Linked DNA regions of Homo sapiens: region 1 is linked to region 2. Evidence: chromatin loops called from intact Hi-C (ENCODE). Cell type or tissue: OCI-LY7. All regions are shown on one strand. Each heading gives the region's core, and the rest is flanking DNA. Links, peaks and the distances in the headings are about the cores only. Region 1 overlaps LOC101928551 (a long non-coding RNA gene). Region 2 has its middle 150 kb from the start of ADAM29.

Region 1 (15,769 bases), core at 5,153-9,152, 190 kb before region 2:
GAGAAAGAGAGAGAGACACTTGAGGAGAAAACTGTGAAGCAAAAAGGAACGAGGAACCAGGACTTGATGAATTTGAAAATTCTCATCATATTAAAATGGCAAAAGATGCTAAAATTCAGACATCACTTCTGAAATCTTGATATAGAGAAAAAGCCAAAGATGTGGCTGTGTTAATTCTTGCTAAAACTTAAGAAAAAAACAAAAAGTTAAAGTTTTCAGTTCCACAAAGACCCTTTGAAGAGTTTAAAGGTGTGTATTGTAGCTCCTCTTAATCAAACCATAAGGCCTACAGGAGGCTTAAGGGCACTGACCCTTACCCATCTCAGCAGGAGGTTAAAAGAGAGAATGGATTAACTTGAAAAGATCTGTGGAGGTAGATTTTGTCAAATCGAGTAAAGTCTACTTAAAATCCATGGGAGACCTACAAAGTTTTTGCAAAATTTATTTCATTAAAAACACTGCTCCATAGACTGAAAAGGACAGAGAGAGTGTAAAATGAAAGAAAGTTGTTAGATCTCTAAAATTGTACTTACAGGAAGCAGGCTGATAAAACCACTTAGCAGCAAAAATTCTACCTTCCATGAAAAAGGAAGAATCCATAGGGTAGATCTTAATACCATGGAGGGCAATTCCAGGTCTTAAAAAGCAATTAAGAAATGACAAACATTTACCTATTTGTATTTAAGTTCTACTGAACCACTGTTTCTGCCCTCCATTTTACCTTCTTTTTGACTGGGACTGTCTTCTGCTGTTATTCTATTTTAGTCTTACCACTTTATATTAGTGTTCTAGGGGTTGACAACTTGTCTTTAGTTTTTCAGATCCACAGTTAGAGAGGAATTGTCCCCTGGGAACTGTACTTAAAAGATTTCAGCCAGAAGCCTCATCTGCGCCTGGACCTGGTTTAGATGATGAAATTTTGAACTTTGAGCTTGATGCTATAATGAATGACACTCTTGAGAACTTTGGAAGGTAGTGAATGTGTGTTGCAGGTAGAAGGGACATGAGTCATTGGGGGCCAGAGGGCAGACTACGGACTATGGTAGGTAGATCATGGGATGGTTCTCCCTGATTCCTCTCTCCTGGTGTATACTCCCTCATATAATCTCTTTCCATTGATCACGGGCTGGACATTGGACTTATAACCAATATAATTCAGTGAAGGTGATGGGATGTGACTCCTGAGATTACATTATGATGTGTAACATTCCAGCAAACTTAGTTTAGAGAACTTCTCTGTGTTGGTGGCCTTAAAGCAAGATGCTATGTGGTGAGATACAGTAGTTGCAATAACTGTGGATGGAGCGTCTAGTTCCTGACATAGTCTCTCATAAGAAACTGAAGCCTCAGTCTTTCAGCCATAAAGAAATAAATTCTGCCAACAACCCGAGGGACCCTTGGGAGCATATTTTCCCCCTGTCAAACCTCTGATGAGACCACAACCCTGGTAACACCTGGATTGTAGCCTGGTGAAACCCTTAGCAGAGGACCCAGTTAAGCCATGCACAGATTCCTGACCTATAGTAACAACAAAATAATAAATGATAGTTCTTTTAGGATGCTAAGTTTTTAATAATTTGTTACACAACATGGAAACCTAATGCAGGAATGATGAAGGGAGAACAGCCTCATCACCTGAGAAAGGAATACCTCAAAACCCAGGATGTAGGAAGAAGGAAGGATAGTGATTTTTTTTTTTGTCTTTCAGATTACTCAAGGAGCCGTCTCATGTAGAAAGATGCCCTCATAGGCTCTCACAAACTGTTGCAAGCATCTCAAATTTTATTGACTGCTGGGTCTTACAATTCCTCACCAGATGGCTTTGAACACAGTTCGATCATCAATCTCATTGATGCTACTGATAATTCTGTTGGAACAGCAGGAGATGGCTCTAGCTCCTAAACCTGCCACTCGAAACACCTGTCATCACCTCCAAAGATCTTTCCAATACCCACTGGTACAGTTGTAACTCAATCACTTCGCAAGACAGATAATTGCATGTGGCCAAAGATGTACCTGGTCAACAGGACAGGTTAGACTATCTGCTCTCAGGTAGTCCCTCCAAATCAATGGCTGGACTCGGTTGTTCAAAATGAATAGGAAATCCTAAGGCTTATCAGCAAATTGGAAAGTCATGTTCGAGGTCCTATCAAGCTAGGCTCCTAAAAGATATAGTCCCCACCTGGAGGAGGGGATCAAAGAATTTTAAACAGCTCTTTCATTTTAGGGCCACTATTTGTGCCCTAAGACTATGCTTCTTGTACAGAAGCTAGCTATTAATTTGCCTCCCACTCAAACATGTTTGCTTAAAAACTTTAATTGTGGTTATTAGGGAAGTTCAGAGTGATTTGGGTCACATTACCAGAGATCATGTATCCAAAACACAACTGTAGAGATCTCTCCCAAATGTATCTACCCTTGTTTACTCATGGGAACTTCCTGGGAATGTAACTGACTCATTACATTGTCACAACTGTGGGCAGTTTCCCTAAAATGGGAATCATCCAGTTAGAAAGGGTAGTAAAAAATATGTGTCCAACTTTATCTAAAGTCATCAGTGATGCCATCTGACCCTTGAAAGGTATTCAGGTCGGCCGGGTGTGGTGGCTCACACCCGTAATCCCAGCAGTTTGGGAGGCTGAGGTGGGCAGACCACCTGAGGTCAGGAGTTTGAGACCAGCCTGACCGATATGATGAATTTTTAGTCTCTACTAAAAATACAAAAGTTAGCCAGGCATGGTGGCATGCGCCTGTAATCCCAGCTACTCAGGAGCTGAGACAGGAGAATCACTTGAACACAGGAGGCGGAGGTTGCAGTGAGCCGAGATTGTACCATTGTACTCCAGCCTGGGCAACAAGAGCAAAACTCTGTCTAAAAAAAAAAAAAGAAAAGAAAGAAAGAAAAAAGGAAGGTATTCAGATCAGCCTCAACTCACTGGTAAGGATTGCCTTAGATTTTTATCCTTGAGGGCCAAGGATTAGTCTGTGTAATTGAAAATATATCCTGCTGGATTAATGCTATGGACCATTTCAATGCAGAAACTTGTGAAAGACACTTCTTGGTTTTCTAAAGTAGACCTTATTGATGTATAGGAATTATTCTATAAATACCTTGAAGGACATGGATGAGCATAATATTGCAGATTGACCAGATCTACTTGTTTAGAGTACTAGAGATAGTAGCCTTATGGTCAGATTATTCAGGGTAGCTGTTGAGATTATTCAGGGCAGCTGTTGACATGGCATAATCTAATGGGAAAATTTGCCAGAAACCAAGATGATATTGATTAGAGGGAGTGCTGTTTTGGGGAAACAATTCTCTATGGATCTCTGATGTCTCCATGTCTTACAAGCAGAAGCACTGACTGCTGTTTGTCCTGGACTATCTTTTAAGGCATATTTACATAGAGATAGTGTCTTCACGGGAGCAAAGAGCACACATGCTTACTGCCCAGATAATGTTTCTCTGAGAGCAAAAAGCAGAAATGCATCCTGCTCATTACTAAAGATTCGTGTTTCTTAAGCTCAGTGTCTCTTTCCTGTGGACTACAACCCACTAAATGTGCATGTATCATCTGTCCCTCCTAGTGTCTCCTTATAGAAATGGGGACCTGGGAACAGGTGCAAAATATATGCTGATACACTGGCTACTGGAATTAGCTTAAAGTAATAAACTCCCCTTTTTCTGTGACTCAGGAGTCTCATGTCTTCTGCCACCAACCTTGAAGTTGGGTCAGTCTAACTTGTTAAGTTACAAATAGGGTAGAACCTCAGACCTTTCGCAATTCTTAATAAGGTGATGTATGCCACATTTGGGCCAAGGCAGAGAAAAAATGTGTATGGTTCCCCTCACCTCCCATCCCCCTTTTAAACTGCTATTGGATGGAAGCCCACAATGAAAAGAGTTGTTTCTCTGACAGCCCTCTGCATAACAGGAAAAACTGGTTGTTCTATTAGGTAAGACAGCAATCATTTTTTAGAAAGCTAACTTACTGAAGTAGGGTTTATTTGCTACCATGGTGGGAGGTTTGTGCATTAATTTGACTAAGAATGACAGACTAACAAATGTGAGTAGCCAGAAATCACACACATCACACCTTCTGAAAATGTCTGTGGAACCAACTGCAGATGAACACATAGGCCAGTACGTCTTGGTAGGCAGCACAGGTGGTGATTCCCTTACTCATCTGCTATGGTGTATAAACTTCAACTTCAAGGCCTAAAAGCCTCACAACCCCATAATTGGAGGTGTTCTGAGTTTGTCTTGCTCTGCTAGGTCTCTGAGCATTACTCTGGTATGTGATGACCAATGGAAGACTTGTCTAGCTACCATTGGTTTTGAGTCTTTTCTAGTACATGTTGTTCCTATTGGTCTAGTATATCTGCTGTCTGAGCATTCACCTTTGTTCACTTACTATTTCACACATTTCTAGAATTACTCTATCAACATAGAAATAGTATTGGATGATGGATGCCACTCCAACTAGTTATGAACAAATGTGGCACTTTATCAGTAGTTGAGCAACAGGCTAAGAAACAGTAAACACTTCAGGACAGAAGGTTGGATAACTTATTATGTGGCAAATATTTCATAAAATTGCTGTGTGCCATAATGTGAAAAGCAGACCAAGATTTTACTGTACCTGTATTTCTTGGGAAATTTTGTTCTAAAAATTAAAAACATTTGTGTATGTTGGCTTTACTCCCTCTCCCTGTAAAATGGGACTTTAAGAAATAACAGTTCATGCAATAACTATCTGCTTTGATAGCTGAAATGGGAAAGAATAGAGAAATTTACCGCTTAGCAAGATTGAGAAAATCTACAGACAAGAAGGGTAAAACAAGACAGAGAACAAGTTAAGGGCAACAAATACCCAGTAAAGTTTCCCAGTTAATCTAAGTGACTCAGTCCAGAAGCAAAGATCAGATAAGGTTTTACTTTGCCTTTCAAGTGAAGTGTTTTAGGTGGTCTCAAAATAGCCACCATTAGGTTGAGAGTGAAAGGTGTGGAAGGGAGAAAACGAGGTAAGACAGACTTGAGAATTATTTCTAACAAAGGACTTTCATATAGTTCCTGGTACTTAGCATTGATTAGAAGCAAAAGCCTCCCCAAGTCACAGGAAATTTTTCTGGGGAAATTTGATAACTAGTTGTATGTATCAACTTGACTGGATATTACTTTCTCCTACTTGATGATTCAGACACTCGGACTGTTTCTAAATTTTTGTGCAAATAGTTCCCAAGGATTCAGGGACTTCTGTTCCCAGCTCAAAATCTGGGATCTCACTCCCTGATTCTGTATTCTAGCAACTCCAACACAGATCCTACACTGTCATGATCCTGCGTTTCAGTAACTAGCAGACAACTATATGCCCTTATCCCCTTTCCCATCCATTTTATAGTTACAGTGCAGGGACAAGACATCCATGATAAAAAGCAAAACAAATATGCCACCTGAATATTCAGAGAAGGGAAGAATAAGAAAACACACCAACTCCAGTTCAAGGCAAAGGGGCAATCCTATAGGAGGGCGTCATGAAGCCCTGCTCTGGCAGGGGTGGAAGTTCCTGAGTAGACAGTAATTCTGCTCTCTGAAAGGATCATTGTTCTCTGTGAGCCTTCATTGCACTCTACATAGATTTCCTAGTTCATGTTCCTGTTAGAGTCATAGGTGAGGTGGATGTCTACAAGAGTATTTAAGGAGGAAATCAAAACCTGACTTGATAGACTGAGTAAAGATCACCCTTCACCAGTGCAGGTGGGCGTCATTCAATCCACAGAGACCCTGAACAGAACAAAAAGGTGAAGGAAGGAAGAATTCACACTCTCTTTTTCAGCCAGGACATCTGTCTTCTGCTCTTGGACATCAGTGCTCCTGATTCCCAGGCCTTAGGACTTGAGTCAGGACTTTTATCATTGGCCCTCCATTCAGTTCTTGGATTGCAAGTATACCAGCAGCTTTTCTAAGCCTCTAGCTTGCAGACAACAGACCATGTGACTTCTCAGCCTCCAGAAGAATGTGAGCCAATCCCTCATTAAAAAATCTTTTTGTATATATCGCTCTATATATGTCCTAACAATTCTGTTTCTCTGGAGAACCGTAGCAATAAAAAAAAATCAAAATCCCTGAAGTAGAAAGCCTTTGATATTTGTTCTTGAACTGCTATCAGATCCCAAAACACACACAAGCACAAAGCATGCTAGTAAAGCCCCACAGCCATCACAGAGGGAATAACGCCAACATCCACCTCACCTCTGACTCTAACAGGAACATGAACTAGGAAATCTATGCAGAGTGCAATGAAGGCTCACAGAGAACAATGATCCTTTCAGAGAGCAGAATTACTGTCTACTCAGGAACTTCCACCCCTGCCAGAGCAGGGCTTCATGACGCCCTCCTATAGGATTGCCCCTTTGCCTTGAACTGGAGTTGGTGTGTTTTCTTATTCTTCCCTTCTCTGAATATTCAGGTGGCATATTTGTTTTGCTTTTTGTCATGGATGTCTTATCCCTGCGCTGTAACTATATAATGGATGGGGAGGGGAGATAAGGGCATATAGTTGTCTGCTAGTTACTGAAACGCAGGATCATGACAGTGTAGGATCTGTGTTGGAGTTGCTAGAATACAGAATCGGGGAGTGAGATCCCAGATTTTGAGCTGGGAACAGAAGTCCCTGAATCCTTGGGAACTATTTGCACAAAAATTTAGAAACAGTCCGAGTGCCTGAATCATCAAGTAGGAGAAAGTAATATCCACAAGTTATGATAGTGTAAAATTCTATTGTGTTAAGCCACTGAAATTTGCAGGTTTCTTTCTTAAAATACTAGTGTTATCCTTAGTTGGCAATTCTCAAATTAGTATTCATTTTCAGCACCTAAAGAGCCTTTTCAGACTTTTTATTTATAATGACCTCTTATTAAATTTTACTGTCTGTTTATGTTTTATATGTGTATCTTTGCATTACATATAAGAAGAGAACTATTCTCCCTCCACACCAGAATCATTTTTTTTTTTGCCCCTTGAGGGCGCAATTGCCTGATTGAGAACAGGTGCCCAGAATGATGCTAAGATGTGTTCCCTCTCCTGCCCACCTCTCTTTCCTCTCTTAAGGTTCCCATCTATCACTGCACACTAATCATGTTCACCTTCTTTCTATTTCTTGAACATGAAAAGCTCTTTCTAACCTGAAGGTCTTTTTTATTTGTTTACTCTTTTCCTTGAAAACTTTTAATTTCAGTCTTTGTACTGCTGACTTCCTCTAATTTTTTGTGATATTTCTTAACATTTTCTTAAATGTTACCTTTTCAGAGAAACCTGTTTCTAAGGTGATCTACTCTTGTTATTCTTAGTATTCTGTTTTCTTTCATAGCACTTATGATAATTTTAATAATATATTTGACTATTTTGATATGTACTTATTCTTATGCCCGTCACTCACTACAAGACACTCCATATATACTTGGAATTAATATACTTGCTAATTAATACTGAAGAGCAGACATAAAAATGATAAGTTAATGAATAAAGCAAGCAAGCAAGAAAGAAAGGAATCAATAGCAGGTCAATTCCACTATTTTTAAATTAACCTTCTTTTCACTCCATTTCCTCTTTTGCTGTCTAGAGTTCAAAGTTCATATTTGGTTTTGCTAAACTTTAGAGAAATTTCTCATTAACCTGTGAAAGAAATGTTAAGTATAAAATTTCACTAAAGCTGAACAAGTTCATGCTCACCACTTCAGGTCCATCTGGTAGCTTCTTGCCCAGATTTCCTTCTCCTGAACTTCTCATCCAGAACTTTCAAGATGTTTTCCAGAGGCCCACGATAATACTTACTAATAAATATGTTACAAAAGTTAGTGACCACATGTACTACCTGAAGGTGTTTCCAAGGAGAAGATTTCCCCTCTCCACTGTCTTTCAAGGCCACCCCTCAGTGAAGTTGTAGTGTTCAGTCAACCCTTCTGTGAACCAGGCTTTAGTTTCCTTCTTCCTTTTTCATTCTTCTATTAGCTGGTCACTGGGGCTTCACACAAAGGCACAGGTGTAGGTGGAGATAGATATGTTGATGTAGAGTAGGTGGTGGATGGGGTGGTTCCTACTTGTTTATGTAATTTACTTATGCCATCCAGATCTGCTTGGGCTTAATCCCACATATACCACTTTCAATTTATACTGGTTTGTTGCTAGGTGGCCTACATTTATGACATGATGAGTCTGACAATGATTAGTGTATGATGGGCAGCTTTAGTCATATGGTCGTTTGATGCCTTACAATCAGATATTCAGTTTCCAGTAAGGCCCCCAATCCAGAAATTGTACTGCAAGTGGTTTACAATTCCCTGCTGAAGAGGAAGGTCTTATTCCAAACCCTAGTGGCCTGTGCTGTAACTTTCTTATTAGAGTACTCTGAGGACTCCACACAATGTTCTTTTCTACAGCAGAGCTCAGAATATTATAGCCTACGGGACAAATCTGACTCAGGGCCTGGTTTTGTAGTTAAGGTTTTATTGGAACATAGACACACTTATTTGTTTACATATTGTCTGTGGTTCCATTTGCACTACCAAGGCAGAGTTGAATAATTTTGGGATAATGGTAGCGTTGAATAGTTGTACTACATCAGCAGAGTGTAGTCATTGCAGCAAAGACCCTAAGGCCTTCAAAGCCTAAAATATTTACTACCTGGCCATTTACAGAAACATTCTGCTGACTCCTGCTCTATAACTTGTTGGATCTGCCAGATCATATCACCCAAGTGGTAAGGCTGTTTCTACAACAGCGTACAACTGCTGCTAAGCTGACTTCGGCTCTAGACCCACTCAAAATTGGCAGTGTTCTAAGTCACCTGATAAATGAATCAAAGCAGTACGCCCTAGTATGGTATGTGTTATTTCAAAAATCTGCAAATGTCTGCCAAGCATTGCAACCTTTCAGTAGCAGGAAGTTCTGATGTCCTGGCATGCACCATATCATTGGATCCTTAAAAGTTTCATTAATATGGCAGGTCCCTTGCTCTAGCAAGCAGTCAACTTAAAAAGGCATACATGATCCGGCGCAGTTGCTCACACCTGTAATCCCAGCACTTTGGAAGGCCGAGGTGTGTTGGATCACCTGAGGTCAGGGGTTCAAGACCAGCCTGGCCAACATGGTGAAAACTCATCTCTACCAAAAATACAAAAAGTAGCTGGGCATGGTGGCAGATGCCTGTAATCCCAGTTACTCGGGAGGCTGAGGCAGGAGAATTGCTTGAACTCGGGAGGCGAGGTTGCAGTGAGCCGAGATCGCGCCACTGCGCTCCAGCCTGGGCGACAGAGAGAAATGCTGTTTCAACAACAACAACAATGACAAAAACAAAGGCATACAGAGTATCTGTTACTTCCTGCTTCCCAAAGTCTTGAAAAAGAGTCAGAGAGATTGTCCATAGAATGTCCAGATAATCAAGATCTTTTCAGACTACAGTGTGACGATGTAGCAGAGTCAATACCATCCTGAGGCGAGATCATGTGCTATTTACTTTCCATCCAAATGAATGCTTCTGATTCTTTTTCTGACAGGGAATAAAATTAAATTCATTCACTAAATTAATAGCTACTATATGAATTTTCTGCGGCTGCTGTGACTATGGCAACAGTAGCTTAAAACAACACAAATTTCTCATCTCGTGATTCTATAGATCAGAAGTCTGATATAGATCTCTCTGAGCTAAGATCAAAGAGTTGGCAAAGTGCATTCTTTTCTGGAGTCTGTAGGGAAGACTCCTTTCCTATGCCTTTTCCACCCACTTTCCTTGGCACATGGCCTCTTTCTCCATCCTTAAAGCCAGCAATGTTTGGCCAGTTCTCACAATGCCGTCTCTTTGGTTCTCTCTCCCTATTCACTCTTCTGCATTTAAGGACCCTTGAGATTATATTAGGCACACACAGATAATCCAAGATAATCTTCCTATTTTAAGGTCTGATGTTTAGTAACTTTAATTCCATCTACATCGTTAATTTTCCTTTGCCATGTAACCTAACATATCCACAGGTTTCAGAGAGCAGGACGTAGACATCTTTGTAGTGCTGTTACTGCGTCTGCCACAACTACATATCAAGTATGGAGTCTGTGTTGCCTTCTTGTAGGAAATATGCTAAAGCAGCTGTGAAAATGAGTGTGCCACTTGGTTAAAGATATGAAACTTCACTTTCAATTGCCATGACGTATCTAATTTGTTATAGGCCAGTATTGGTGAATTAAATGAGGATAAGAATTCAGATCACAAAACTTATTTTTTAAAAGTCTTTGAGTTTGGCATCAATTTCTACCATTTGGCATGTAATGCAGTAGTGTTTCTGATTTTCTATCCTGGATAGGTTGAAGAGGCAGTATCAGAGAGGTCTGCTTATTTTTTTCTATAATAATGTTTCTTATACCACAGAGCAGGGAACCAATGTGAGGGTTCTGCTAAGTATATCAATGTTAGCACAGGCAGGGATTATGAAAACAATAGAAGGAACTGCTCCTATGTATACTTCTGGTGGCATCAGGATCCTTCAATATAACAATCTGATTTAGCTTCCAATCTTTGTTAATAAAATTTCTGAAAAGGAGATATACCTGCTTTGTCATGAAAGATAGTTCTCTATGGAGATATGAGTAATACCGAACACACTGTTAACTATGTACATTGTGGGAGGCAGGATTCTAAGATGGCCCCCAAGATTCCTTCCCCCTGGTGTATATACCTTTGTATGTTTCCCTCCTCTTTAATATGGGCAGAACCTGTAAATATGATAGGATTTCACGCTTGTGAATAGGTTACTAATCAGTCAACTTTGAATTAATCGAAAGGGAGATTCTCTGAGTGGGCTTAATCTATCGCTGACCCCTTAAGAGGGATTGGAACCTTCCTGCAGTCTAAGAGATTGGAAATGTGGGAGGCCCTATGGAGGGGGCCAGGTTAGCTGGGTCCTGAGGGCAGCCTTGTGAACTAGGAGCAACCCCTGACTGAGCAGCCAAGAAAATAGAATGTCAGTCCTACAATCACAGGGAACTAAATTCTGCCAACACCTTGCATGAGTTTAGATGAGGACCTCTAGATCCTATTGAGTCTAAGTAAACACCTTGAGTTTGGTCTGGTGAGGCCCTGAGCAGTGGGCCCAGGGAATCCATGCCTGGACTCCTAACAGATAGAAACTGGGAGATTAGAAATTTGTGTTAAGATATTAAGTTTGTAGTAGTTTGTTTTGCAGAAATAGAAAGCTAATACACATTTATACATTTAGCAAGTATTTATAATATTCCTGCGAATGAACTAAACAAAGTATTATAAAAAGTTCCACTAAAATTAACCAAAATAGATTTGACATTTTGTGTATGACTCTATGTGGACAAAATCAATTAGAAGACAGTTCGCTTGTCTGTTTGGGGTTAAGAATGTGTGTATAGCATTTTAATTTATTTTCTATTTATGAGAAATCTAATTACGATTATCATAATCGATTCAATCATGGCACTTCTTTGTGGTGGTCTTTATGAGCATGTGAAATAGCTGCTTTCTATTTTCATATACTTCATTCTGATGCATATTTACTGAAGTAATAATGTCTGAAGATCTATTTTGTATTTTAATTACCAGCATTTTCTTGCATAATGAGTGTAATCTTTTATACTTATGCTCAATTACGATTTTGAGATAAAAATGTCTATTTACTTCTGGCTTCAAGGAAAATATTTTTCCTTCTCAACTGTTACAGGCATAGTTCAAAGAAAACCTGGTATCATTTTATTGGTTCTAAGTTTATAAATAAATATATGATATCCTATTTATATCGATTTATAGATATAGTTTTCATTCTATACCCTACTTAGATGTATTTGTTGTTTTATTTTGCTTGCTTTTACATAAAACTTTACTTTTAAACTGTTTTTCTTACCTATTTAAAAATTTTTAGCCAAGAATTGATATGAAATTTACAGGCTTCCACTGCAATTGTTGGCTTCACCCCCTAATCTCCCGCCTGGTGATGATAGGAGTAATAACTAACGCAGGTGACCTACCAAGGTAGCACAATAAGTGGGAGAACCAGGTTGTCTGAAACATAGCTCACTAATTTTTATACCACATTGGCAGCTATTTTTTCAGATATTTATAAACATGTGTAGATATTTATAGAAAGCAAATGAATGCCAGAGAAAATTCACTTATCTGTTCTTGAAAGCTAACATGCTACATAAAAGAAAACGTCCTTTGGAAATTGCAATGCTGATGTAAAACATAGCAAAACAAAACAACACAAAAACAAAATTTAGAGTTTCCAAGTAAAGTCTATCAATCAGACCACATCATGTGAAATATCTGAGGTGTTCTGGAAACTCAGTAATATTAAATACTGATTATATGGAGTATACTTCATAGCCTCTAATTCATCATCCTGCTCATTCATTGTATATAGACATTTCTTACTTCATCTGAATTGGTGTCCTTTCTTCTCCAAAATGTACTTAGATGGAAATACAGATATAAGCAAATGTGTGTATGTGTGTGGTGTGTGTGTGTGTGTGTGTGTGTGTGTGTGTATGTTGCTGTGTCTCAGGAAAGAATTCATGTGACTGAGATTTTTTATATATATCATGTTGGTAAGGAATAGAATTGAGCTGGAAGTATTGAAAGAGAAGACATTCAAAGTGGAAAAGATGCCATTTTTGAAGGCACAGATGGGTTAATAACTAAAAGTTCAGAGAAAATAAACAGCTTATTAACTTCTGTGAAAAAGAGGACAAACTGGGGACAAACAAGAGATAAAATCCTTTAAGAGTGTGTATTGGAATATATTTAGTGAGAGACTTGAATCATTTGGCATTTAAAGTAATCCCCAAATGAATAAGATGGAGATGAACACTAATTCTCAAACATGTAGCTGCAAACGGGAATGTAGGAGGGAATTTTTTTAAGTTACTAAGCAATCTTTCCAAAAAAATCACACATTTCCCCTCATCGTTTATTCCAAGTCCTCGTCTCAGCTTTGGATTTTTCCGGATGGCTCAGGCCTAACGAAGGTAAATGTGGCCTGGATGATGGGAGTGGGTTTTGTGGGCTGCCCTAGCTCCCACATGGTGCTCTGAGAGCGGCACAGCATGCTGTTACAGAGTGTGGCCCGAGAGCCAGTCTCACACTTCTGATCTCTGTTTAAGTACCTGTTAATGTCTGATCCTGGGAAAATTATTTAACCTATCATTCTTCATCTATAAAATGTGGATTATAGGATCCCTCACAGGGCTATTATAGGGATCAAATGAGATTTTCTCCTTTTGTGTTTAATGTGTTCCATAGTATAGCAATCAACATATCAGCTTCCCAGAAAGGAAAAGACATGAAAATTTTAGGAAGGTAGTATAATTTGAAATAGTACAGCATAAAATTATCCAAAGAAGTATATAAGGTATGTCATAGTTACTATATAGAAAATAGTAAGTTTTCATTCAGATACTTTAAAGCAAGGAAACTGACAATTACCACCTAATCTGGTCCTGCTAATAAGGTTTTTCATTATTTTATCTTCTCTTAAAAGTGACACCTATATGCATAGACAGACAGTGACCTCAGTCACATCATCAGAATAATTTATAAACACTGTACTAAGTTATGTGTTTTTTAAGAACCTGAAAAACACAAATGAGGGTGCTATGTGCTTCGTTCTTCTACCAAGCCTGCAAATACTATTAATATCTTTGCATGTGTATATATTTAAAATTTATCTCACATTTTTGACAAAGTATACAAACATTGAAAGCTTTGCAAGTTTACAGCATTTGGGAGTTAAGGTAGATTCTGAAAGTCTTCCTATTATGTAACAATTGTTTAGCATCAACACTAAACTATATTCAGTACAAACCAAAGATTTAATCATAGTCCAAGACTATTACATTCATTAAAATTCCACTAATGAGGAACCGCTAAGGCAATATTTCATTTTGAAAAAAGGGAAAGTTCCAATTTCAATTTTAAGTGAATTTAAATTAGCATTTAAATATGTTCTATAAACATGTGTCTGACTGAGTTATGATCAGTATGATCGTTACTGTAGTGATTATTATGTGCCCTTTAGTGAGCACTCACTGTGTATTGAAAGCCTTGCAAAACACAGTATGTTTAATTCTGCAGATTTCTGATGACTTTTTTCTCACGAGAACACAGAATACATTATAATATCTTTCCTCAGCCCTAACACATAGTAATAAAAAATTAAAGGAATTTTATTTTTGTTCCTAACAGCTTTGTCTATTCATTGAAATTTAAGAAACCAGGTAAATATAATTTTCTAAAATTACATCTAATGGTTGGTTGGTTTCCTGTTTGTCTTGTGAATTTTATGGGTTTCATTTTGACACTATATCTTTAAAAACCTGAAAACATCTAAAATATTGATTTTTAATCTGGTTATTTGATTAGTGTTCTTTCTAAACTGTCACTTTTTTCTGCTATATATTATTTATATTTCATAATTTTAATTCAAACATATTTCTATTAATTTTGAAAAGACACAAACCAAGTGCTGTAATTATATAATGTAATTCTGTAAAAACAATATTAAATATCATAATTGAAATATTATTTTGTGTATTCAAAATTGTTTTTTACTTTGGTAAGATTGACAAATATTTTTGTTGGTAATCTTTCAGTGCTTTCGCTTAGTTACATGCCTTGGATATCAATGCATTTTTTTCCACAAAACCTTATTGAAGAGCTGAAACAACCACATTCAAGAACCACTTCCCTTGTTCCTGTGAAGGACTATAAAAAACAAATTGAGAAATAAACAGATACGTCACAGAATTAATATTATTAAACACCAAACACTATTCAGTATTAAATACTGTAGTTGGAAGTTTGTTAACTTGGGTATTTCTTCAAAGTGAGGAACTTTTGCTAACGTCAGATCAGTTGATCACAATCACTGTCTTTCAAAGGGCTTTGTTTAAAAAAGAAATCTTTCTAAATCTTGCTATTGTAAATCATTTTAATGAAATAGTGATCGCGAGTTTTATGAATAAAATACTTTGTGGTACAAGATATTAGGCCAAAACTCCACAAATTCAACATATAACAATTCAATAAAATTTTGAATTGTGTTAATGTTATTTGTTATTTTGTGTCTATAATCGCTAATTACTGCATTGTAGTGCATCCTTTTTAACATATTAATGAAAATAAGTAACATAAAGGTACAGGCAATGACATTATATGAAGTGTCTGCAAAAAGTTTATGAAAAAAAAATATATATGAGGAGAAAACTATGCATAAATTTCAGAAATGTTTTGTACCCAAATAAACTTGTACTAACTTGTTATAACATGTCTGAGTAGGATCTAATTTGAGACACTAAGAAGGATAAGGCATCAGTGAGAAAAGAGCCCCTAGAGCTCCTATCTTAGCAACACGAATTCTGCTAGCATTGAAGCAAGAACAGACATCCAATTTATGGTGAGGCTTGAGTAGAAGAAGGGCAAAATTACTGATGCTTTATGAAAAGTTTAGGGGGACAATGCCTCAAAGATATCAGCAGCTTATAAATAGAGAACTCATTTTAAGAAGGGACAAGATTATGTTGAAGATGATGCCTGCAGCAGCAGACCATCCATATCAATTTGTGAGGAAACAAATTCGTCTTGTGTGTGCCCTACTTGAAAAGAACTGATGATTAATAACAGAAACAATAGGTGACACCATAGACATCTCAAATTGTTCAGCTTACGAAATTCTTTTTTTTTTTTTTTTTTTTTTTTGA
Region 2 (15,769 bases), core at 5,713-9,712:
CCAAATACTAACAGTCAACTGATCTTTGACATAGCAAACAAAAACATAAAGTGGGGAAAGGACACCTTATTCAACAAATGGTACTGGGATAATTGGTAAGCCACATGTAGAAGAATGAAACTGGATCCTCATCTCTCACCTTATACAAAAATCAACTCAAGATGGATCAAAGACTTAAATCTAAAGCCAGAAACCATAAAAATTCTGGAAGATAACATTGGAAAAACCCTTGTAGACATTGGCTTAGGCAATGACTTCATGACCAAGAACCCCAAAGCAAACACAACAAAAACAAAGATAAATAGATAGAACTTAATTAAACTAAAACGCTTCTACACAGCAAAAGAAATAATCAGTGGTGCAAACAGGTAACACACAGAGTGTTTGAAAATCCTCATAATCTACACATCTGACAAAGGGCTAATATCCACAATCTACAAGGAACTCAAACAAACCAGCAAGAAAAAAATCCATCAAAAAGTGGACAAAGGATGTGAATAGACAATTCTCAAAAGAAGATATACAAATAGCCAACAAACATATGCAAAAATGATCCACATCACTGATGATCGGGGAAATGCAAATCAAAACCACAATGAGATACCATCTTACTTCCACAAGAATGGCCATAATAAAAAAAATAAAAAAATAATAGATGTTGTGGTGAATGTGGTGAAAATGGAACACTTTTACACTGTTGGTAGGAATGTAAACTAGTACAACCACTTTGGAAAATACTGACTTTTGTAATTTCATTAAAACTTGAGAAAAGGTTGACAATCAAGTGATAAAGTTGGAAGTAAAATTTCTAGATAAACACTTTGCTTCTAAATATGTTGGTAATGTTATATGGAACATAAAGGAATTCATAAATAAAATAAAAGGAGCTGGTCACTGTTCACATTGGTTTTACTTTAATGTTTGTCCTCTTTCAAAGTTAAATAGTTGCATAGCCCTGGGAAATCATGCTATCAACTAAAGGCAAACTTCATACCAGAAGATTGCTTAAGTCTTACTAAGATAAAGGAATGGTCCAATGCTTATGTCTGAAATGTCCATTATTAATTATACTTCTAACAACCATGTCTGACTTACAATAGCTACCACCTTTATCACTTACATAATTTATTTCTGTGTTATGCTATTTTTTACATTTAAAAGATAAAAAGAATTTGGTAATAAGGTTTAGTTACTAAAATTGGTGACTAAAAAATAAAGTTTAGAAAAGTTTCCTGTTTTGTCATCTGATAAGAGAGCAGAGGAAATACATCATATTAATATTAGATTGTGAGAGTAAAAAATATGCAATTACTTTATGTAAGGATAAAAATTCCCCATAAGAATTGGTATCTCTGCCAGATATGATGAGAGACTTGTACCAAATACGATGTATATTCTAATAGAAAGCCAAGTTTCGTGAACTATGTATCGCACATAATTACATGAGATTTCTTTAAAGGATTTCTTTAGACTTTCACAGATATAGTAGATAAAATATTTAACTGTATAATTTTCTGCGTTCAGAGTGATGAAAGTCATTTAACTCCCCAAAAAGTTATGCATTTGAAGCAATATTCTGCAGTACTAATGAATCTTACACTCATCACCCCTGTGTTCCTTCACTCTTCTCTAGTTTCCGTCTTGAGCTTTCATAAAAGGAAAGATTGACAAAAAATTATTTGATCGCTTCCAGCTTTAATACCTTATAATTTTGCATTCTAACTGTCCAGAGATATTGAATCCTCTATAATATACAATAATATGAACTTACATATATTTTTGATGTTACTCTGCTTAAATTATCAAAGTTAAGCTCACATCTGAGTAATGTATATCAAATTCATGACTAAACAGGCAACTTAGAGTTATCAGAACCAATTTTATCAGAGCCCAAACTATTTGAGTATTTTGCAGAAAATTAGCTTCAATTTTAATTGTTTCTAATAGATATGAATATTAGAATAAAAATATTTTAGAGGAACTATCAAGAAATAAATGTCTTATCCTATACATAAGAAAGCAATTATTCCCAAAATATAATTAAGCCTGAATTATTGAAATGGATATTATATAGGCATATTTCCAATTTGGCAGTGATTAGATTAAAAATTATGATATAGTTATCTAAGTATTAATTTATATGGCATTTAGATTCTCATTCTCTTGAAGCATTCCACTATAGTAACTTAACAGAGTCAAATGTAGTATTTTATAGGAAACAAGGCAATGAGCAGTATCTATCAATTAAGTTTACTTCTGGGATATTTTCCTCAAAAAAATGAAAGTATGCATTTTAAATATTATTTGTATAAAATACTATTAATATTATAGTCATATTGTTAAACTATGAGTAAATATACATGGTTTCTGTGAAAAAATATAAAACCTTTGAATGGTTAACTATAAAATACTAACATTTTAAAATAAGAACCATACAGGCTGGGCACAGTGGCTCAGGCCTCTAGTCCCAGCACCTTGGGAGGCTGAGGCGGGCAGATCACGAGGTCAGGAGATAGAGACCATCCTAACAAACACGATGAAACCCCGTCTCCACTAAAAATACAAAAAATTAGCCGGGCGTGGTGGCGGGGGCCTGTAGTCCCAGCTACTCAGGAGGCTGAGGCAGGAGAATGGTATGAACCTGGGAGGCGGAGCTTGCAGTAAGCCTCCCATGGACATTTAACCCGGCAGGAGGATCTTCCCAGAGATTTAATGGAGACTGTGCTGCAGCAGGCACGAAACTGGGGCCTTTGTGTGCAGGACAGCTCTGGTGGAGCCTGGCTGCTTGTAAGTGCCAGTCGCCCAGGGCTCCCTGTATCTCACTGAGAGGTTACAGCCCCAGCTAACTGCCAGGGCAGGAGACACTAGGGCTGGCTTCCAATGGGACTGGGACACAGTCCATCCTGCAGACCTGCCTGTCCAAGGCTCCTGCTTGGCTGCACCCACAGGAATGTGGGCATAGTGCAGCCTCTCCTGCCAAGCCTGTGTGCTTTGCTCCATCTGAGTGCACCCCTGCAGCCTGGGGGCCCTTGTGACCCCAGTGCAACTGGAAACCAAACATTATGGTCTGGAAGAGGGTGCTGCGAGCAGATCCTCATGCCCCAAGGCCACAGCCTGTGCTCAGGAGTCCTGAGCTGGGATCTGTGCCCACCATTCAAGTGGGGAAGGAGCCCACACTCTCAAAACTGAAAGGGGAGAGTCTTAGTTTCGCCAGTTACTATGGGACCTAGGTGTGCCTCTTCCACAGGGTTGTCCCTGCTGGACCTTCTGCCTGTGGGAGCCCCGTGCCCTGAAACACCTAACAAAAACAATAACAAAATCATGGGCACAGTGCCAGTGATCAGAAATGGCTCCCCCAAGGCCAAGGAGCAGACCAAGTGAGGGGTTCCTTCTCTCCCCTTTGCACTTCAGAGCACAGCTGCAAATTCGAGGATACACAAAGGAGCCACATGGCTGAGTAGGAGCCAGTATACCACCAATTGCCCTCAAGCACCATTGACTTGTTTGCATCCCAAACTACAGCACCAAAAACCACCGTTAATTCTTCCCATCGTGAAACCAGGAGTGAGAATTCAAAAACAAAGACCCTGTACAGAGACTTAGTCCTCTGAAAACTTCCAGAAATTAAGCCAATGGACTATGCTCAATTTATACCACAGTGAAAAGGACACAAACCCACCCAGATGAGAAAGAATCAGGGCAAGAACTCTGGCAATAAAAGAAGTCAGTGTGTCCTGTGACTTCCAAAGGAGTCCACAGATCCCCAGCAATAGTTCTTAACCAGTCTGTAATGTCTGAAATGACAGATACAGAATTAAGAATGTGGATGCCAAGGAAGATCACCGAGACCAGGCAGAAAGTTGAAACTCAATCCAAGGAAGCCAAGCAATCCAGTAAAATGATTCAAGAGCTGAAAGAAGAAATAGCCATTTTTAAAAAGACCCAAACTGAACTTCTTAAGCTGTAAAATTCTCTAGAAGAATGTCACAGTAAAATTGGAAGTATCAACAGCAGAACAGACCAAGCTGAGGAAAGAATCACAGGGCTCAAAGACTAGTTCTTTCAATCAACACAGTCAGACAGAAATTTTTAAAAAGTAATGATTAGAAAAATGAACAAAGCCTGCAAGAAATATGGGATTATGTAAAGAGACCAAATCTATGACACATTGGCATTCCTGAGAGCAAAGGAGAGACAACAAGCAAACTGGTAAATATATTTGAGGATATCGTCCACAAAAATTTCCCTGGAAAATCTGATGATTACATACCTGTCTTGGGGATGATCTTGAGTAGAATGTTGTGGGAGTTGTCTGTATTTCCTGAATTTGATTGTTACCGTCTCTAGCAAGGCTGGGGAAGTTTTAGTGAATGATATCTTAAAATATGTCTTCCAAGTTGTTTACTTTCTCCTTGTCCCTTGCAGGGATGCCAGTGACTTGTTGATTTGATCTCTTTACATAATTGCATACTTCTCAAAGGTTTTGTTCATTCCTTTTCATTCTTTTTTCTTTATTTTTGTCTGTCTTATTTCAGAAAACCAGTCTTCAAGTTCTAAGATTCTTTTCTCGGTTTGGTTTATTCTGCTGTTGACACTTGTGATTGCATTGTGAAAAGCTTGTATTATTCAGCTCTGGCAGACCCATTAGGGTCTTTGTTTATACCAGCTATTTCATCCTTCAGCTCCTATATCGCTTTATCGGGATTCTTCCTTTCCTTGGATTGGGTTTTGCCATCCTGCTAAATCTCGATGATCTTCATTCCTATCCATATACTGAATGCTATTTCTGTCATTTATGCCAGTTCAGTCTGGTCAGGAACCCTTGCTGGAGAGAACTGGTGTGGTAATTTGGAGGACATACAAACTCTGGCCATTTCAGCTACTGGAGTTCTTGCATTGTTTCTTTCTCATCTCTGTTGTGGGTGTTCCTTTAACTGAACTGTAGATTGAGTACAGTCAACAGACTTCTTTTCTGAGTGTTTTCACCAGGCTATATTTAAGTCAGATATCATCTTTACAAGGTACCTTGGAGGATGCTGCTAAGCTACTCAGCAGGAGCAGTGGGCTAGAGTAAATTCTTACGGAATCATGTAGACTCTCACTGTTTCTTTGACTTTCTCTCTTATGTTTCCCCACTCCATGCCATTGTCATTGGCTTTCTACTTGTCTGTCAAACACCTCAATCTCATGCTAGTATTCTGTTTCACAGTTACTCTGCCTGTAACATTTTTCCCTGTGATGCCCATCCACCTGGTTACTTTCATCATCTCCCCCAAGTCTTTATGTGTCATCTTCTCAATGAGGCAATCTCTGACTACTGTATTTAAAATTGCAATGTGATCCCTATCTCTTCCAGTTACCCCTAGAATCTTAATCCTCTTTATACTGCTCTACTTTTTAAATCAATGCACTAGTTACCTGATAGCATACTGTAGAACTGCTTGATTTATTATGTTTGTTGTGTATTTCATCTCTCCCTTCATTGAATGATGTAAGATCATTAAGGGCAAGCATATTTTTTAATGTTTCATTCATTGATGTAGCGTCAGTGTCAAGAAAAGCGCTTGGAATACAGGAAGCATTCAGTTAATATTTATGAAATACATGAATGAATGATTAGGGAATGAATGCACAGCTTCTCTCTATTATATATTCATCATGGAAGATACATTTTTAAAAATCCATTGTATTAGAATAATACACGAACGAAATGCATACAGGCTTAATGAGTTACATTTACGTTTGGTAAGAGGTTTTATAAAGAGGATTTACTTGATTTTGTGGGTATAAATACTTTCAGGATTTAAAAATTGCAATGTGTATGTTTTCATTAATAAAATAAGGAAAAAAGTCTGAATGTCTGTCAAAACTAAGGAAAACAAGCCTACATGTCTGCCTCTATGACTGTGTAAAATCAAAGAATGCTTTGGGAGCCTGGAGCAAGAAGAAAAAGCTGAACTATGCATATTTGACTTCAGAAACACATGGCTGTGCAATCACTTTCAATATTCAAAATTAAAATTAGAAAAGCAATATTGGAGGAATGGCTGGGGAGTAGCTTAGGAGGAATCTGATAGGATATACATTAAGGAAGATCTTGAGTTTGCAATAAGAGACTGTTTACTGAGCCTGGATGTTTGGGTTCTTCAGAACTATTAAACCTCCTTCAGACTTGACCAGTCAATACAAATAAATTAAATGTTTATTCTGCTCATCTCCTTCACTTGAAATAACTGGAATTCTTTGCTGAATGGAAAAAAATAGCACTGGGAAAAAATAGAGCTCTTTTCTTGGTATGGTAGCTTTGAGACAATGGGTTAGTCTACTTGTAACTATTGCATTCTACTGCTTTGATTACATTCTCTAAGAGCTAACACCAAAAATGTAAAGGTAGACAGGGGAGGCAATAACTGGTATCCAAGTTTTTCCTAATGATAAAACAGCTTGTCTTAACAATCCTTGACATATAATAAATTCTTAAATTTCTAATTAAGTTCCTTATTCTCCAATACAGTAGTCCCCAATAGACAATAGCATCAATAAACCAGTAATTTATGCATTTGTTAAATATTTATTTAGATCACCTGCTATATGCCTTTAAACATTTTAGGCATTTCAATTCACAAAGATAAATTCTAAAATATGCATGCCATCTTAAATCACAGTCAAACTTGTGTGAGAGGTTGGGGCACAGATGAGAAGGACTGGGCAGTGTGGAAAGGATATGCTAGAAAGATACACCTGGTGGAAATAAAAGGGCTTGATTACTAAGGCTTTTTTTTACCTTCTGATTTATTTTCTTCAGTGATCTTTGCCTCTTCCATGATTTTAGTAATCATTTATAAGTGCAGAATCATAAATGTTTATCTCAACACTGGCATTTTTTGAGGTCCATGCTTCAATGTTCAATTGCTTACTCTATATCACAATTGGATATCCTAAAGCATCCTAACAGAATGTGTGAGAAACTGATTATACAACTCACATCTGCATGTTTTCTTAAAAATAAACTCACATGCACAAAAATGCTTGTTATTCCTCCAGTGTTCATATGGTGACTCCTTTTTGCCTTATTCTCCCTATCCAATCTATTTTTTGCTTTTCTAATTCATCATTGTCTTCTTCTTACATACAACTTTTGCCTTTATCCAAAGTTTATAAAATGTGTAATCTCTTTTATTATATAATTAACCTTCTGTGCTTGCCCATAGGCTAATTCTAAGATTGGGACATTAAACTGTTTCTATTTTTATAAACCTTATTTTCTGACATGCTCTATAACTTTTATCTACCCATTTATATAGAGTTGTAAGGATCTATTTTACACCTTTTTCTACTCTGCTTTCTACCTTGAGAGTCTGACATCTCTTGACAGCAGCATGAAGCCCCCTCTCTCTTTAGATTTCAGATGTATTTGGCCAACTGAGACTCTAAACAGGAAATCTGAGAGAAAAAGGGAAGCTTTTATTATTACTTATTATTATTCCCCACCCTTGGCTCCCTTCATGAAGTACTGGCTCTTACTGGCTTTGTCCCTTCATCGAAGCTCATAATGTCCTTCTGAGCAGCCCTCTCTATATTACTCTCTCCTTCTAAGTTTCTGAAAATGCTCTTCCTATTTTCTTAGGGCTTGGTAAATACCTCTTCTCTGTTCCTACTAGCTAAGAGTACTGCAGTAAACCTTGTGGTTTTCTTAAATGATGACGCACATTTGTTAACAGCCCTTTAATTAACCCTCCTTGAATTATCCTAAATTGAGTAAGCCATCTGTTTCCTGCTGTGACCCTGACCTGCAAAATCATCTTTTTTTTCAAATTTGCTTATTGTGAAAAAAATATAATTCTTTCAATCAATCTCTCTGCTAAAATTAAATTGTTCTAAAACTCAAGGTCAAGTTGACTCTCTTATTTTTTTTACACTTTCTTAAATGCTGTAAGTACTGACAGTTCAAATTTGAGTCATATCTTTCCTGTACACTTCTTATTTTCTCTAGTTTCTAAGTGTACTTATTTCATGTGTTGACAAAGACAGCATATGGATTTATACTAAGCTCATCTACTTCCATTACTATATTTTTGTTAGCATTAATGCATTTATCTGAAATATATTATTCTCAGATATCTATGATTTATAAGTCTAATTTGGACTACGTGTGTTCCAAGTCTATTAGGCAGTTTGTTATACTTGGATGACAAACTTTGGAGCTGGAATTGATGTTTGCTAAAATAAGAAATATGCATACAAAACAGCTTACACAACAGCTATTTAATCTTATAATTTAGAGTTGAACTTTAAATATACTCTTAATCACATCAAAATGTCAAAAAGAGGTTGGAAAACACACAAAGGTTTAATTTATCTGCAATTGTAGGAGGTGTTTCATCAGATATTCTCATTAGCAAATTTAATTATAGGAAGCAAGACAATATTACTTTATAGCTTTAAGATCTAATTAGTGTTCAGAAGTTAGTCTAAATTAACTTACACATCAAGCAGCTCAAACATTTTCCATTCTATGGGGAATTTCACTGGGTAAAAAATCTTTTGTCTTGTGGGCTTTAAAATTCACACAGCTGTACAAACAAATAATGACTGCAAAGTGGTTCTAGAGTTTTTTTTTCAAGAGGCTTTTGGGCTTTGGTTTCAAATAAATACAACTATGTAATTTTTTATCAATGCATTAGTATCATACATTTATAATTAATATATATTAGTCATCACTCCCATATATACATATATGTGTGTATATATAGTATATATATTAAATATTATATAGTATATACATAGTATTGATATGATGGTAAAGACTAGGTTTATTTTCAAATAAAAGTTAAAATAATTAGAAAAGCATTAAGGAAAAAATAGTTTCAAATTTTTTTGATCCAGTTACCATTTTGTTTGCTTAAGGGGAAGCCAAAAAGACTTCCTTCCAAAACTAAAATTATCATGCATATAGAGCAGTACTCTTTCCCAGAACTCATGCTATCTGTAAAAAATTTTCCAATTTCTGATCTCATCCTCACTTTAACTGTGTAAGGCATTTTGTATTTCCTTCTGTTGCAAGACACTCAAATGACTCTAACTGTTGAACATGGATTGATGTATCTGGTGGTGAGATCTGCATGAACATATTTTCATATTTTATTTTTAACTTGAGGAAATTCCTGAGTGCAGTAGAATTATTTATGGGCACTTAGAGTCATGGATAGGTGGGTGTGGAATAGGACAAGAAATCATGTTATCCATTCCCTTACCCGGTTTTCTAATCCTGCTTTATAAACCCTATGGAAGAAGTGTAGACTGGCACCAAAGATCTGCCTTCATTAGTTCTGTAAAATGCAAGAGCAAATTCTGGTTATTGTTTTTTTCAGGCAAAAAGCAAAGTGTCATTTTAGAATAGGATTTTCTCATTATCTTCCTTTTTCTTTCCAGTCTTCTGTCCTTACTTTCCTTCTTTTTATCCACTTTCTCCTTCCTTCATCAACGGAATTATCCAGGGAATATTGTTATAAACAGAATAAATGGTAGAAATGTTGCTTAACCATTCCCTTCCTAAGAAGTTAGAATATTCTTCCAAAAATATCAAACTTTGTCAATTTTATGTGTAAGTTTGACAAGACTTCAAAGAACACTGACTTTAGCTTTAAACAATTTCTTTCAGACAATAAGAAAAAAGGAATGACTACTTGGATTATTTCAAAGCATAATCTTTATAAATTTTCATACTAAAACCAAGAAAGAAAATCAATGGCCACTTTTTATTAATGTTGGTTATAAAAATAATAATTTTAAACGATAATTTCAAAATATATTTATAACATTTCCAGAATCAAAATTGAGTCACCATTAATAAATTCATTAATCCATTTCTCCATGTAAGTGTTTAAAGAAAAAATTCTCAATGCTACTACTATGGTTCCGATGTGGTTTGCACCACCCCCTACCAAAACTCATGTTGAAATTTAATTGTCAATGTAACCATGTTGAGTGGTGGAACCTTAAGGGAGGAGGCCTACTGGGAAGAGTTCAGGTCATATCAACTTTTCCCTTATGGGCCTCTTGGTGCCCTTCTCTCAGTAGTTAGTGAGTTCTTGCTCTCAAGGAAATGGATCAGTTCTCAGAAAAGCAGATTGTTACAAAGTGAAGTCCCTCCTCATGTTTGGTTCCTTTTCACACGTGTCCACCTTCCCTTTGACCTTCTTCCCTGTGTTTTGACCTAGCATGTGACCCTTACCAGAAGGCAAGCAGGTGCCAATCCCGTGCCCTTTAAATTTCCCAGACTGCAGAACCGTGAGCTAAATAAGCCTTTTTTCTTTATAAATTGCCCAGCCTCAGGTATTCTATTATAGCAACGCAAGATGGACTAACCCAACTCTTTTCTATTTGTTTTCTCTAGGTAGGCTCAGAGCCTTCTAGAGTGTAATAATGGCTCCCCAAAGATGTTTTCATCCTAATCCCCAAAACCTGTGAATACTGTGAATGTATTACCTTTTATGGCAAAAGGGAACTTGCAGTTATGATTAAGACTCCTGATATGAGAAGGCTATTCTGAATTATCCACATGGGCTGAATGTATTCACAAAGGTTCTTGTAAGACTTAGGCAAAAGTATCAGAGTCAGAGAAAGAGATGTGAGGATGCAAGCAGAGATGGGGCAAGGAAGAGGGGCAAAATTGTTTGACTATATTACATTGTTGGCGTTGGAGATGGAGGAAGAGACCCTGAATCAAGGAATGCAGTAGTCCTCTGGAAGCTAAAAATTCAAAGGAAAATGAAGTTCTCCTAAAGTGTCTTCAGGGAACACAGCCCTGCTTAAACCTCCATTCTAGCCATGCAACCAATTTCTGACTTCTAAATTCCAGAACTCTAAGGAAACAAATTTGTGTTATTCAACCCAATAAGAATAATATATAGCAATAAGAATTAACATATTCTCCAACAAAAAATGCCTTTTATCATGAAGTCAGGCTGTAAAGTCAACCTGACTGCGCTCAGTTCTCAGGTGTGACACTAGCGGCGTATATGGAAAAAGTTGCTTATTTTTCTGCATATTCTCATTACAGAACCTTATAGACATACATTAAGCACTTACTACTAGAAACTGAGTAAACACTCAACAAATTTCAGGTATTGTGACTCATGATCTCTTATTTTATTGTTTCCTGGATTGATTTCAAATTCCTCAGCCTGGAAATCAAAGACCTATATAACCTGGCTCCAAATGTGCTTTACAAACAATTCCAACAAGTCACCTCAGGGGTCATCCTTCTCCTCTAAAGAAAAAAAAAAAAAAAGAAAAAACAATTCATTCTTGCTCCTTCCTGTTCCTGAATGATTTTCTCCTCTTTCTTGATTATTTGAATTTCATACTGACTTGAATATCCAAGTACAATTTTACTTAATCTGTGTGGCCTTTCCAGCTTACTTCATTACTGAGTTCTGGTTCTTTCAATTTAACATTTGTTTATTCAATTCAAAAAGTGTCTGAAGTGACTTGTCTGCAACACTAATTTAGCAGTTAAGCTTGTGTAAGGGAGATGAAACTTTACCTCTACTCTTTTAGGGTCCTGTATGGGCCTGAGAATTACATAGACATAAAACAGATTAACAGAAGAAAAGCATACAAATTTAATGTAAATTTTAGATGACACAGGAGCCCGCATAAGAAAATGAAGACTCAAAGAAGTGGCAAGACTCATCTTTTTTTGCGTTAGGTTGAACGAAGAGAGGCAATTGTGGAAAAGTAAATAAATTATATGGGGAGGCTGAAGGAAAATAACAGTTATTTTACCAATGTCTGTTTTTACATAATTCTCTCAGCTATGACTCTCCATTGAAGAATGTGTCTTTTCAGCTGGTACAGCTCAGACATCTTTCACGGAGGCCTTTTTATCTCTTGTTTTCAGGGAGAAAAGAAGATTAGAATGCCTTTCTTGCATTTGCTGTTTTTCAAGTTCCTTTAGCTCAAAATAATACTTAGGACTCAGTGGCCTATTATGGGGTGGCATATTCTGCCACTCTCCACTTTCTTTTCTGATGTCATTTGTTAATATCTAACACAGATAATTCTTTTAGTGTTTAACATTTTGTGGGAAAATGTGGCTAGGCTTTTACAGAATTGTATACAACCATATTCCGGAATTTTTAATTAAATTATAAGATCATAAGTATAAAGATAAGTAATCTCTGCTGCAGATATAATAGCATCAAGATAATAAATATTCACTATGTAATGATGACATAAATCTCTGGACAGAGATATAATAATTATTTGATATATAGGAACATTTACATCAGAATATAAACAAATAATACATTTTATTTCACATTTTTAATAATAGTAGAATTTGCTAATATATAAGATATATCTAAAAGAAGTCAATGATCATTTAAAGAAAACTCAATTTGAGCATTTTCTGTGTCCAAAGAATGTACAAAAAAGGTGAATCTATGAAATGGTATATTAATGTGCTGCTAATGCCAAGAAAACCCCGTGCTTGATACTATCTTAACATTGAATACCAATTTTAAAATGCACTGTTACTCTAAGGTTGAATGTCATCAAGAAAGGTGTTATTGTAGAAATGGTTTTGTAGCCTATTTGATTACATATCTGAAAGAAAAATAGGGATATTAACATCCCAATACATTCTAAAATGTGACAGTTTCTTTAGAACTAAAGACAAGAAGTCATGATTTTTGCAAAGATTTCTGAAAATAAGTATTTCCTTGTAATCAAATCTAAAATAATAATGGTAATATTGAAATAGTTCCTTCTGTATTTTGTAACAGAGAACAAAGCGCCTATAATACATAGCTTCAAGTATCTCCAGATATCTCAAGAAAGATGGGGAAAGGCAGTATCAGTATCACCTTGTAAGTTTATAAAATATATATATATATATATACCCCATCCTTGCCCCAGTCCCTTGTTTAATAAAACTTGAGCCACCTGCCCAGATAATGATTTCAGTTTAGTTTCTAAGTTAACTCATACAGGTTTAGTTCACCTTATCTCAAATAGCTGAAACCAAATTGCTTGGATTTTGGAGGTTTTCAGATTTTAGAATATCTGCATATATCTATCCCATCGTGGGGATGGGACTCAAGTCAACACAAATTTCACTTATGTTTCATATACAGCTCATACACATAACCTCAAGGTAATTTTATACAACTACTTTTGCATAAAGTTGCCACTGGTGCATCCAGCCTGCCCTTGTGCCATTTTATTAACCTTGTAGGCATGATTGGGTAGGGGAATCTGAGCATGCTCGGAAAAGATATGTGGCAGCTGATGGAGGCAGGAAGGGTCTTTTTTCCCTTGCAGACACTAAATAAACAGTTGTGCACCTTCATTTATTTCTGGTGTCATGTCAGTGCTCAAAACATTTAGGAATTTGGAGTATTTTGAATTTTAGATTTCAGATTAGAGATGCTCTACATATTTCACAGTGTGTGAGGGGGTGTGGGTGTTGGTGTGGGTGTGTAGGTGTGGGTGCATGCTACAAATATAATACCAGGGAGCCATGATTCCCCGTTTTTTATGTCTTAATTTGTCTGCAAATCATAGTTTTACTAGAAATAAACAATACAGGGATAAAGCAAAGAAATTTTGAGCTTGGCTCCAGATCACCTCGATAAAGTGGATACCGCAATAAAGCAAGTCACACAAATTTCTGAATTCCCAGTGCATATAAAAAATATGTTTATATTATACTATAGTTTGTTAAGTGTTCAATAGTACACACCTTAATTAAAAAAATTTAAAATTGCCTTATTGCTAAAAAATGCTAACAGTTATCTAAGCCTTTAGTGATTTGTAATCTTTGTGCTGGTGGAAGGTCCTGCCTTGATGTGGATGGCTGCTGAGATCAGGATGGTAGTGTCGCTAAAGGTTGAGGTGGCTGTGGCAACTTCTTAAAATAAGACAACAATGAAATTTATCTTATCAATTGACTCTTCCTCTTATAAAAGTTTTCTCTGTAGCATGTGATGCTGTTTGATAGCATTTTAATCATATTAGAACTTTTTTAAAAACTGGAGTTTATCCTCTCAGACTCTGCCACTGCTTTATCAACTATGTTTCTATACTATTTTAAATGCTTTTCTAATTTCAACAATCCTCGCAGCATCTTTACCAGGAGTAGGTCCCATCTGCAGAAACCAATTTTTTTACTCATCAGTAAGCAACTCCTCATACATTCAAGTTTTATCATGAGATTGCAACAAAGCATCTTCAGGCTCTACTTCTAATTCTTGTTCTTTTATTATTTCCACCACAACTGTGGAAACTTCCTCCACTGAAGTCTTGGGCCCCTCAAAGTCATTTATGAGGGTTGAAATCAACTTCCTTTATACTCCTGTTATTAAACTGCTGTTAATGTTGATATTTTGTGCTCCTCCAAAAAAAAAAAAAGCAAAAAAACAAGGGTTCTTAATGATATCTAGAATGGTGAAGGCTTTCCAGAAGACTTTTAATTTACTTTGCCCAGATTCACTGGAGAAATCATTACCTATGACAGCTATAACCTTACAAAATGTATTTCCTGAACAGTAAGAAATGAAAATCAAAATTGATCCATGGGCTACAGAATGAACAAATGCATGAAAACAACATAAATTCCTTGTATATCTCTATCAGAGTCATTGGGTGACCAAGTGCATTGTCAATGGGCAGTAATATTTTGAAAGGAATATCTGTCTGAGCAGTAGGTCTCAACATGGGGCTTAAAATATCCAGTAAACCATTCTGTAAATATAATAAATGTGCTGTCATCCAAGGTTTTTTGTTGCATTTATAGAAAACAGGCAAAGTTGATTTAGCATAATTCTTAAGGGCCATAAGATCTTTAGAATGATAAATGAGCATTGGCTTCAAGTTAAAATCACCACCTGCATTAGCCTCTAACATGAGAGTCCATCTGTCCTTTGAAGAAGTTTTGAGGCTGGGTATTGACTTCTCTCTGGCCATTAAAGTCCTAGATGATATTTTTTTCCAATAGAAGGCTGTTTTGTCTACACCGAAAATCTTTTGTTTTGTGTAATCACTCTCATCAATTATTTTATTCAGATCTTTTGGATTACTTGTTGCAGCTTCTGCATCAGCATTTGCTGCATCACCTTGACCTTTTATGTTAAAAAGACAGCTTTTTTCTTTAAACCGCATGACTGAATCTCGGTTTGCATCAAGCATTTCTTCTGCAGCTTTCTCTCCTCTCTCAGCCTTCACAGAATTGAAGAGAGAAAGGACCTTGCTCTGGATTAGGCCTTGGTTCAGGGGAATGTTATAGCTGGCTTTATCTTCCATCTAGACTACTAAAACTTCCTCCATGTCGGCAGTAAGGCATTTTAGCCTTCTTATCATTCATATGTTCACTGCAGTAACAATTTTGATCTCCTTCAAGAATTTTCCTTTGTATTCACAACTTGACTAACTGGTGCAAGAGGCTTAGGTTCTGGCCTATCTCAGCTTTTGACATGATTTTTCTCACTAAGCTATTAAGCTTAGTGATTACATTTAATATTAATGATTACATTTCTAGATTTTAAATTAAAATAAGAGATGTGCTAATTTTCCTTTCACTGAACACATAGAGGCCATTGTAGGGTGACTGGCCTAATTTCGATATTGTTGTGTCTCAGGGAATAGAGAGGTCTAGGAAAGGATGAAGTACAGGGGAACTGCCTGTCAGTGGAGCAGTTAGAACACACACATTTCTTGCTTAAGTCTGCCATTTCTATGGGCACCAGTGCCTAGCACCCTAAAA

Evidence for each region. Peaks named below come from ENCODE experiments on the same cell type or tissue, not always from the same donor. Only the 100,000 strongest peaks of a DNase experiment are listed, where the experiment ranks them.
Region 1: a loop joins it to region 2, with 1.9 times the contacts of the local background. A loop is called at or near these places in 2 of 110 quality-filtered maps.

The regions. Positions count from the first base shown.
Region 1 is chr4:174,867,098-174,882,866 of GRCh38, forward strand. LOC101928551 (a long non-coding RNA gene) reads left to right here. Exons shown (of 5, transcript NR_125900.1): 4 at 1,709-2,938; 5 at 8,698-8,867. Among named protein-coding and RNA genes, the nearest start is that of ADAM29, 43 kb to the right of the region's middle. In OCI-LY7, for the core only: CTCF peaks have their summits at 7,028 (motif pointing right) and 7,233; DNase peaks (open chromatin) are centred at 7,044 and 8,024; H3K4me3 peaks cover 548 bases; H3K27ac peaks cover 1,756 bases.
Region 2 is chr4:175,059,464-175,075,232 of GRCh38, forward strand. No RefSeq gene overlaps it. Among named protein-coding and RNA genes, the nearest start is that of ADAM29, 150 kb to the left of the region's middle. In OCI-LY7, for the core only: no CTCF peak of the experiment used is centred there; a DNase peak (open chromatin) is centred at 7,698; H3K4me3 peaks cover 729 bases; H3K27ac peaks cover 1,154 bases.